2 separate regions of the Homo sapiens genome follow, and region 1 is linked to region 2. The links are chromatin contacts, found by Hi-C or POLR2A ChIA-PET in ENCODE. All regions are on one chromosome and are shown on one strand. Each heading gives the region's core, a stretch centred on a gene start or an enhancer-like site at or near the end of the contact. The rest is flanking DNA. Distances are from core to core; before and after follow the strand shown. Region 1 has its middle 4.2 kb from the start of ATOH8. Region 2 holds the start of GGCX (gamma-glutamyl carboxylase).

Region 1 (5,098 bases), core at 895-3,394, 190 kb after region 2:
TCCAAGTAGCTGGGATTATAAGTGTGTGCCACCACAACTGGCTAACTTTTTGTATTTTTGGTAGAGACAGGGTTTCGCCATGTTGGCCAGGCTGGTCTCAGACTCCTGGCCTCAAGGGATCTACCTGCCTCAGCCTCTCAAAGTGCTGTGATTACAGGAGTGCGCCACCGTGCCCAGTCACCAAACTTATCTTTCTAACCAGCCCCATTACAGTGCCCGGCTCAGCTCGAGTTCTGTCCAGTGTAAGAATGACTGTTGACTTGAATCCATTGCTCCCAACTCAATTGATCAGGTTGGGGAACCCAATGCCAGAGAAAAGATTGTGGATTCAAGACAACCACAAGTTCTTGGCAGTCAGGGCAGCTGTGCCTTTGACATGACCAACTCTGTCTCTGGATCCACTGTTTTTTTCTGGTCAAAGCAGCTGACTAAATAGCTGAGCAGGTCTTGGTCCAAACAGAGGAGTGGACCTTCATTCACTCAGTAAGTACTTATTGAGTGTCTACTGTGTACTAGGGATTGTTCTAGCGGCTGGGATATAGCAGTAAACAAGGCAGGCAAAAATCCCTGACCTCATGGAACTGACCTTCTAGTGTATGGGAGACAGAAACCAAGCAACCAGTGATATCTATAGTATGGCAGATGATGGTAAATGCCATTGAAAATAAAGCAAGGAAGAGGTAGATAATACTGAAGGGGAAGGGTACAAACTTCATAGAGTGTGATTAGGGACAGCCTCACTGAGAAGGGGACATAGAAACACCAGAAAGGGGTGAGGAAGTGAACCCTGAGGCTACCCGAGCTAAGGGCATTTCAGGCACAGTAAACAGCCAATGCAAAGGCCCTGAGGTGGGAGCCTGCTGGGTAGGTTCAAGGAATGGCAGGGAGCCCTGTGTGGTGAGAGCAGAGTATATGGGCTAGGGCGGGGGATGAGGTTAGAGAGGAAATGGGGGACCAGATGTCAACTTTTGCTCCTACTCGAATGTTTCAGTTCTCTATTTCTGTATAAGAAACCACCCCAAAATGTAGTGGCTTAACACAACCATTTAATATTCTTTCTCATGTTTCTGTTAGTTGACTGGGTTCAGCCGGGTGGTTCTTTAGTGGGTTCCCCCATGGGGCTGCAGCCAGCTAGAGGCTGGGGCTGGAGGCACCCATAAGGTTCTGCTGAGAGCCTTCTTCACTCATATGTCTGGCACTGTGTTGCTTTCTATGTGGCCTCTCTCTTCAGCAGAACCCACCGGGGTTTCTCACTTAGCAACTAAAGGCTTCCAACTGGCCGGAAGCCTAAACAGCCAGTCTCCATAAAGCACAGCAGCACTTCTGCAGGGCTCCATTAGCCAGAGCAGTCACAGGCCAGCCCAGGTTCCCAGCAATGGAGGGACAGACTCCACCTCTCCATGCATGCAGGGAGGGAAGGAATTCATAGCAGCCACGAACATCCGAGCAAAAGAATTCAAGCGGAGGTTTTAAGCAGAGAAATGACATATGTCCTGCTTTAACAGGACACCTGGCCAATGGTGTGGAGATATGTCATGCCAGCCTCCTCCTGTTTTTTGTTGACAACCCTCGTGACCTTTTTCCCTCCCCACTCTCCCTTTCCACTCTGACCAAGAGTCAGGACTAAACCCTACCCCCTGGGCACTGCCCTCTGCACATGTGTTAAGAAGGTACACAGAGCATGTGCTGAGATGGTGCACACAGCGGGTCTCAGGGAGAGAGTGCCCTTATCTGGCATCTGCCCAGCCCCAAAGACTCGGTTTTCCATAATTGGGATGGCCACTTGAATAGAGGAAGGTAGAAGGAAGATTGCAGGAGAGTCTGAAAGAGCTTCCTGCCTGGATGCCTCATCACTGTCCTCTGGATCCAATGTCCTGCTGGTTAATGGTGGCAGTGCTAGCACTGTGAATGGGAGGCGGGGAGGAACTCTGGATTCTTCTTATTCCCCTGGTTGGCCCTTTCTGGAGCTGCTGTGAGTACCACCCCAGGGGGGCACCATTCATGCTGTGTCTGTTTCCACTAGGAGAGTTTCCTCATGGCAGTCTAGTTTCCACTCTTCCTCCCTTTCTCTAACGGGTGCCACACCTACTTTGGAACAATCTGAACAGCCATAAATAGGGACTCCAGATTCAGGAATGCAGAGCTTCATGTAGCAAGCATCCAAGGTTCCATCCTATCCGGCCAAGAAGCAGCTAATCACTGGCCTGCAGGGCTGTCCTGTCTGCACTCGGGTGGTGTGTGCACCAAGGAACTGCTGGGCAGATTCCACTTGCAAGGAGGGAGGGCTCCAGTGCCTGGATACCAAGATCTGGGCTCTATATGCCCTTGCCATCTGACCCTGACTAGAAGGAGCTAGAAGTGCACTGTGCTGGACCAAGGGAGGCCAGTGGCTCCAGCTGAGAGGTTGACAGCAAGAAGCCCACCAGGCTGGCAGCACAGCAGGAAGAGCTGGCTTACACAGGCCAGCCCTATAGGTGGCCCAGTTATCACCTCCCAGATGCTAGTCACTGAGCTCTCAGGAGGCAGCGGACACAGTGGTTCAGAGCTTGGGTTTTGGGGTCAGTTGGCCTGGGTTCAAATCCCATGACTGTTCTTTTTTTTTTTTTTTTTTTGAGACGGAGTCTCGCTCTGTTGCCCAAGCTGGGGTGCAGTGGCGTGATCTCGGCTCACTGCAAGCTCCGCCTCCTGGGTTCACGCCATTCTCCTGCCTCAGCCTCCCGAGTAGCTGGGACTACAGGCGCCCGCCACCATGCCCGGCTAATTTTTTTGTATTTTTAGCAGAGACGGGGTTTCATTGTGTTAGCCAGGATGGTCTCGATCTCCTGACCTTGTGAACCACCAGCCTCGGCCTCCCAAAGTGTTGGGATTACAGGCGTGAGCCACCGCACCCAGTGACTGTTCTTTCTGTTGGCAAGATTATTTTTTTCCCCACTAAGAGCCTTAGTCTTCTTATCTGTAGAGTGGGTTTACTTCCCTGGGTGATGATAAGGATTAGTGAGATAGAGTTTGTATGCACTCCTTGCATGGCAGTATTAAAGAATTAACGATTGCCTGACTTTCTAATATCTGTTCCCAGTGGCCTGACCCCTAAGCTCTTGCTTTGCCTTCCCTTTTTATCTTTATTCCTTTTCCCTAGACCAGCCATCCAAAGGGGTATGGAATCTTCCAGTGACAACATCCCTCGATCCCAGGGTCACCTCAAATGGTTAATTCAGTGGGCGATGTTTTTAATGAAGGGCATAGGGTGTCGTCTGCATTGTACCATCCAAAGGTGTGAGTAGGGCCAAATGGAGCCTTGGGAGACTTTTTATCCTGGAAAGTCTATGAATTCATGAAATCCACATTACTGTCATTACAGGGCCACCACAATGGGCAAAAGTTCCTCATGGGGAGACCGCAGTGTTGTGTGCAGTCCCAATAGTGTGATACCACCAGGGGGTGCTGCCCAGCTGGTCTCTGCCCCAATTCTCAGCAAGGCTGAGGAAGGCAGAAGTGAGAGCCCTTGGAAGACAGGTTTGACCCCTAGGCTGGTGGGGCGTGGGCAGCCAGCCTGGACCTGGAAGGTCTGCAACCTGGCAGGCTGACAATGGCAATAGCAGGGACTCCACATCAATCGGCCTCTTTACAATTTGTCGCCTGTTCCCACACACACCATTCCATCTCAAGACTCAAGAGATGATGCCCAGATAGTGAACAGAGGCTCAGAGAAGTCAGGGAGCTGCTCAAGGTCACACACCTGGTACGTGACAAGGTGAAGATCCCTCTGGGCTTGCCTGTTGCCAACTCTGGGGCCCTGGCATTTGGCCAGCGGGAGAGGCAGCATGTTGAGGAGAAAGAGCCTGTCTGGAAGCCTGTAGCCCGGCTTGGAGCCCTGCTCTACCTCCACCCTGCATGGCTGATCATTCCTATCCAATCCCTTCGCCTCCTCCTGCCCCATGGGATCTCGGTGACCTTCTCCTCTATTTGGGGGGAAGTTGGCACGGGGCTTAGGATCAGTATGAGTGGATCCTTTGGTATTCAGCCAAGATGTGATTTTCCCAGACACAGCTTGGCCTCTTTAAGGACAAAATTCAGTCCTGCTAGAGACTTCTCACACAACCTCACCAGCCACGGGCACCCCAGTCTTCAGCTACACCCAAGTCTGGGATGCAAGGGGGCCTTAGCAGCTGGCTGACCCAGGATGCCCAAGGTCACCATTCCCTAGACTCTAGGCATCATGCCACATGCTGCACATGCTGCGTCTTTGAGTCCTTGCAGCCGTGTGAGGCACGGTATCATTACTCCCGTTTTACAGAGGAAGCTACTGAAGCTCAGAGAGTACCTGAGCAGCCCTGGAGAAGGAGTGTCACTTTTCCTCCATCTCTGCCACTGACTGGCTGGATGCACAGGAGGACTGGGTCTCCAGACAGGAGTGTAAAGGGCACGAGGGTTGCTTGTCCTTATCAGAGGTTTCCTGAGCACCAGCCTTTAGAGACAGGGAGGAAGGCAAGAGTGCGCCTTTGAGGAACGCACAAGCCCAGGAGTTCCAACAGGGCTGCAGTGGAGGCTAAGTTGCAGCAGGACTTTTGAGCAAGCATGCACACAGGCCAGCAAGAGCAATTGGAGGCTATGGTGAGCAGGGAAGGTTCGCGGGAGGAGGGGGACCGGAGCTGTTCATCGAAGGGTGAGGAAGAGTGTGCGTTGCAAAGGGGAGCCGTGGGAGACCTGGGAGCAAAGGCCAGAACTTTAGGGTTCGAGGCTGAGCAGGGAAACGACAGGAGAATGAGGGCTCCTCTTTGGCAGCACACACCTGGTCTCCAGGACAGAGATAAGGTGCAGGAATATGCAGGTGTCCAGGGAAGACGATGTCTCCGGGAGCACATGCTTTATGATGCTGGCACCCACCTTGGTGGCAAAATGAGATTTTGCATTTACTATATTCAGAAAACTGCATGCCTCAGTGTGTGTGTGTGTGTGTGTCTATGTTTGAAGTCTTATGTCAAAGTCCTTTGACATCCATCTCTTTGTCCTTTCCCAGCTACCCTGAGAAGGTTGGCTGGAAATATCCTCAAAGACAGAAAAGAGTGACGGTGGGAGGAAACGTCTTGCTCGTGGTCAT
Region 2 (4,862 bases), core at 1,516-4,015:
AAATTAAATGTTATTTTAATATTTTAAAAAGAATTATGGGATCACAGCTTAAGTGACACACAGGTCAACAGCATGAAATTGATCACAGCAGAAGTGAAATAAGGTGCCAAAGACTTTGACCATTCACCAGCATGCTTCTATTTCTGTGTTTCTGGCAGGCCAGTCAATATTTCCCACAGTTCCCCTCACCCAGAAACATGATGGTGTAGACAAGATACATCCAGTCAAGTGGCAGTGGGCGTAGGGCATCCAGCAAGGGGAAGCGGCACACATCCAGCCCATCAAGGTATTTCCGGTCCAGAGAGCTGAGCCCCCGCTCCTGGGGAATGTCTAGCACCATCAAGAACCCTAAGAAGGCAATAGGGGAGTTGGTCATTGGGCCTCAGCTAAGGAAGCAGTAGAATACAGTGGAACACAGTTGACAGTGTGCAGCTCCAGGGTCAGACTTCTTTTCTAATCTTGGCTCTGCCATTTATTCAGTATTAATTATTGAGTGCCTACTCTGCACAGTACTACATCTGTTGTGCCATCTAGAACAGCCCCTGCAGCTCGGTTAACCAATTCCCCATTTGTGAGAAGGGGAATACATCACAGGACTACAGAGAGGATTAAATTACAGAAATGCACAAAATGCTATAAAAACTGTTAGGGTCTTGACAGCTATAAAGATCCATCCTATTGAGCTTCAGAAAGTGCTCTGGGAGGCCAGGCACGGTGGCTCACGCCTGTAATCCCAGCACTTTAGGAGGCTGAGGTGGGCAGATCACCTGAGGTTGGGAGTTCGAAACCAGCCTGACCAACATGGAAAAACCCCGTCTCTACTTAAAATACAAAAAAATTAGCCAGGTGTGGTGGCGCATGCCTGTAATCCCAGCTACTCGGGAAGCTGAAGCAGGAGAATCACTTGAACCTGGGAGGCGGAGGTTGCAGTGAGCCGAGATCACACCATTGCACTCCAGCCTGGGCAACAAGATCGAAACTCCGTCTCAAAAAAAGAAAGAAAGAAAGAAAGAAAGTGCTCTGGGAGTGCTTCTCAACCTTTTCTGCTTCCTGGCACACTCCAAAAACAGTTGCATTTCGTCAACACCCTGGGAATAAACAGAAGAGGCTACTCAGATCAGGAAGCCAGCTTGAGATAAAGCAGGGTTTCTCAACTTCAGGACTAGTCACATTTTGGGCTGGTTAATTATTTATTGAGGGGATTATCCAATGCACTACAGGACATTTAGGAGCACTCCCTGACCTCTATAGAGATGCCAGCAGCCACCTATTCTTCCTCCCCCAAGTTGTGACAACTAAAAATGTCTCTAAACATTGCCAAATGTCTCCCAGGGAGCAAAACTCCCTCCAGTTGAGAACTACTGGGCTAAGGGGACTAATATCTCTGCACATCTGTAAACCATTCCAAGCACACCATGCTGCGGCCTCAGTTAAGAAGCTCTTGATTAGGGAGTCACAGCCAAAAGGTATGGTCCCTGTGGCCCCCTGCTCTGTTTCTCTGAGTCTTCTGGGCAACTTCATGCCACAAGCAAAATGGGTCACTGCTGCCTCGCCTCTACATATCATATAGCATTTCTAGCTGGGTACGGTGGCTCACACCTGTAATCCCAGCACTTTGGGAGGCCGAGGCAGGCGGATCACCTGAGGTCAGGAGTTTGAGACCAGCCTGGCCAACATGGTGAAACCCCGTCTCTACTAAAAACACACATACAAAAAAAATAAAAAATTAGCCGGGTGTGGTGGTGGGCGCCTGTAATCCCAGCTACTCGGGAGACTGAGGGAGGAGAATCGCTTTAACCCGGGTGGCGGAGGTTACAGTGAGCCGAGATAGCGCCATTGCACTCCAGCTTGGGCAACAAGAGCGAAAGTCCGTCTAAGGAAAAAAAAAAAAGCATTTCTGGCCACCAAGTAAATCCTAACTGTAGGAGACAAAGCAGGTTTAATCCTAAACTTCGCAAAGACCTCTTCTTTTATACCAATGTCTTCAGCTCTGAGGAAAAGGGAGCTAAGTCTACTTGCAACCAAAAAATAGAGATTGTCATTCTCCACTCTCAACCAAATTGCTCCCACCCATAAACTGGACTCACCAAAAAGAAAACGAAAGACAGCTAAGCTTGCAGGGTCCGTTGGTCGATTCAGCAGGGTCACCAGCCTCCGCCAACTGGACAAATCTGTCCACTCAAAACCCAAGAGTTTCCCTATTCGGCTGTCCTGCCTGGGCCCTGAGATCAGTTCAGCCTTGTCTTTCTGTACTTTATCTGCAATCAATAAATGGAGAAAATATGTGTGCGGGGGTGGGCTCCACCTCAAATCAAAGAAATCACTGCACCAACAGCTCAGAGCTTCCGCCCACCCGGGTCGGCTCAATGAGGTTGCCTCAATGATCTGACTATAGGAAACATCCCTGCAGTGCAGCCCCCTCTCCACGATCCCCTAATGTCCCAGAACCCCTCAGACTACAGTCCCCTAACCGCAGTGTTCCCGAATGTCATCATCATTCAGAAGCCGCAGGCTGCAAATGTCTCACAGCACGCCCCCTTCCCCACAGAGGACCCCCCCCCCGCCTCACCGGGAGACACTGGGCGTCCTCCCGCCCCCGCCCCTCTGAGACCAGCGCTCCTAGGAACTCTCCGCCGGAGGGCGGGGTCCTAAGCCTACCTGAGCTGGGCGAGGTCCGCGCGGACCCGGCAGACACCGCCATTGCTCTGCGGAGGAGGCAGGTGGGTCACAGCTGCCGCGTCTGAACGGAGGCCGCCAGGAGAATTTGCTTCCCTAGGCTCCGCCTCCCGACGCGTCAGCGGCTGTGCGGCCGGCCGCAAAGCGCCAGCACTGTCGTAAATACTACCCACGACCGGCGGCGCCGGATTCCTTGCTTGGCGGCAGGGGGCGGAACAAGGAGCCTTGGAGCGGGGCAAAGGTACCCCTTAGTGCCGTTGATCTCCAGGGGCATTGTTAGACTCGCCTGTTATGCCTTCCGAGGGGGCCTCTGCTTTTTAAACACTGAAAAGAGTCTGAGTTCCCCAACTTCCTTGGGTCCTCCCCGACCCCATTAGTCCTCTCCGTCCCTGCGTCCCTGCGGTGCTCTCTGGTGTGAGGGATCGGGCGCAAAGGGCAAACTTTTTGTCAGAGTGACGCCGAGTTGAGGACGCGCCTGGAAATGTTGCCTGGGTTTTGAGCCATTGCACGACCCCTTCACTTTCTTTTCCAGGACCTGCAAAGAACCGAGGTTTCAAAGCAGTAGGGGCCGGGCACTGCTCTCGCTTGTAATCCCAACAGTTTGGAAGGCCAATGCGGGAGGATCGATAAAGAAAAAAAAAAAAGGCAACAACAAAAAAAGAAAAAACACTAAAAAAAAAGTTAGCTGTGTGTCGTGGCGCGCTCCTGTGGTTTCAGCTACTCGGGAGGCTGAGGTGGGAGGTTCGCTTGAGCCCAGTAGTTCGAGGCTGCAGGGAGCTGTGATCGCACCACTGCACTCCAGCCTGGGGGACACAGTGAGACCCCGTCTCAAAAAAAAAAAAAAAAAAAAACAAGCCGGGTGCGGCAGCAAGCCTGTAATCCCAGCACTTTGAGAGGCCAAGGCGGGCGGATCACTTGAAGTCAGGAGTTAAAGACCAGCCTGGCCAACATGGTGAAACCCCGTCTGTACTAAAAATACAAAAATAATCCGGGCATGGTGGCGTGCGCCTGTAATCCCAGCTACTCGGGAGGCTGAGGCAGGAGAATCGCTTGAACCTAGGAGGCGGAGGTTGCAGTGAGCCAAGATCGCGCTACTGCACTCCAGCCTGGGCGACAGAGTGAGACTCCGTCTCAAAAAACAAAAAACGAAAAAGAAAGAGAAAGAAAAGAAAAGGCGGGAAGAAAAGAAAGAAAGAAAATTAAAAGCAGCCAGGGAAACAGGAACAACATAACTGAAGAGGGGATACAGAGCAAGGGCAGTGAGTAGAGTGTGGCCCATCAGGGAAGGTTCTCAGAGGTGAGTCTGGAGCAGAATTAAATACCTAAATCTCTCCACTGGGATTAGCCAGCAGGAAAAGAAGAAGGCATCCCAGAGAAGCGGTTCTCAAACAGTTGGGTCTTGGGAACCATTTACAGTGTTAGAAATTATAGAAGACCCTAAAAGCTTTGTTTATGTGGATTATATCTTTCAATATTTGCCGTATTAGAAATTTTTTTGGCCGGGCGCGGTGGCTCACGCCTGTAATCCCAGCACTTTGGGAGGACGAGGCGAGTGGATCACGAGGTCAGGAGATCGAGACCATCCTGGCTAACACGGTGAAACCCCGTCTCTACTAAAAATACAAAAAATTATCCGGGCGTGGTGGCAGGCGCCTGCAGTCCCAGCTACTCGAGAGGCTGAGGCAGGAGAATGGCGTGAACCCAGGAGGTAGAGCTTGCAGTGAGCCGAGATCGCACCACTGCCCTCCAGCCTGGGCGACAGAGCAAGACGCCGTCCTGAAAAAAAAAATTTTTTTTTTTGAGGCCAGGCGCGGTGGCTCACGCCTGTAATTCCAGCACTTTGGGAGGCCGAGGCGGTTGGATCACTTAAGGTCAGCAATTTGAAATCAGCCTCGCCAACATGGTAAAACCCCGTCTCTACTAAAAATACAAAAAAAATGAGCCGGGTGTGGTGGCAGGCGTCTATAATCCCAGCTACTCAGAAGGCTGAGACAGGAGAATCACTTGTACCCGGGAGGTGGAGGTTGCAGTGATCCAAGATCGAACCACTGCACTCCAGCCTGGGTGACAGAGTAAGACTCTGTCTCAAAAAAAAAAAAAAAAAAAAAAGGCCGGGCACGGTGGCTCACACCTGTAATCCCAGCACTTTGGGAGGCTGAGGCAGGTGGATCACAAAGTCAGGAGTT

Evidence for each region. A loop is a pair of places that touch in the nucleus more often than their neighbours do. ChIA-PET counts read pairs that join two places held with the same protein, here RNA polymerase II (POLR2A). Pooled maps may share reads with other maps.
Region 1: a pooled map shows a loop between it and region 2 (2.3-fold over the local background). The contact joins the enhancer-like site here to the promoter of GGCX in region 2. A Hi-C loop is called at or near these places in 1 of 50 pooled maps. POLR2A ChIA-PET finds 5 or more read pairs at or near these places in 3 of 52 experiments (Caco-2, GM12878 and WTC11).

Annotation. Positions count from the first base shown.
Region 1 is chr2:85,747,252-85,752,349 of GRCh38, forward strand. No RefSeq gene overlaps it. Among named protein-coding and RNA genes, the nearest start is that of ATOH8, 4.2 kb to the right of the region's middle. RefSeq lists a silencer at 3,409-3,629. Within about 2 kb of position 2,145, at least 9 of the 41 ENCODE cell types and tissues checked have a DNase peak (open chromatin) inside an H3K27ac peak, as active enhancers do.
Region 2 is chr2:85,558,728-85,563,589 of GRCh38, forward strand. It overlaps GGCX (gamma-glutamyl carboxylase), which reads right to left and starts at 2,766. Exons shown (of 15, transcript NM_000821.7): 1 at 2,659-2,766; 2 at 2,088-2,258; 3 at 190-348. The coding sequence starts at 2,701. RefSeq lists an enhancer at 2,740-2,969.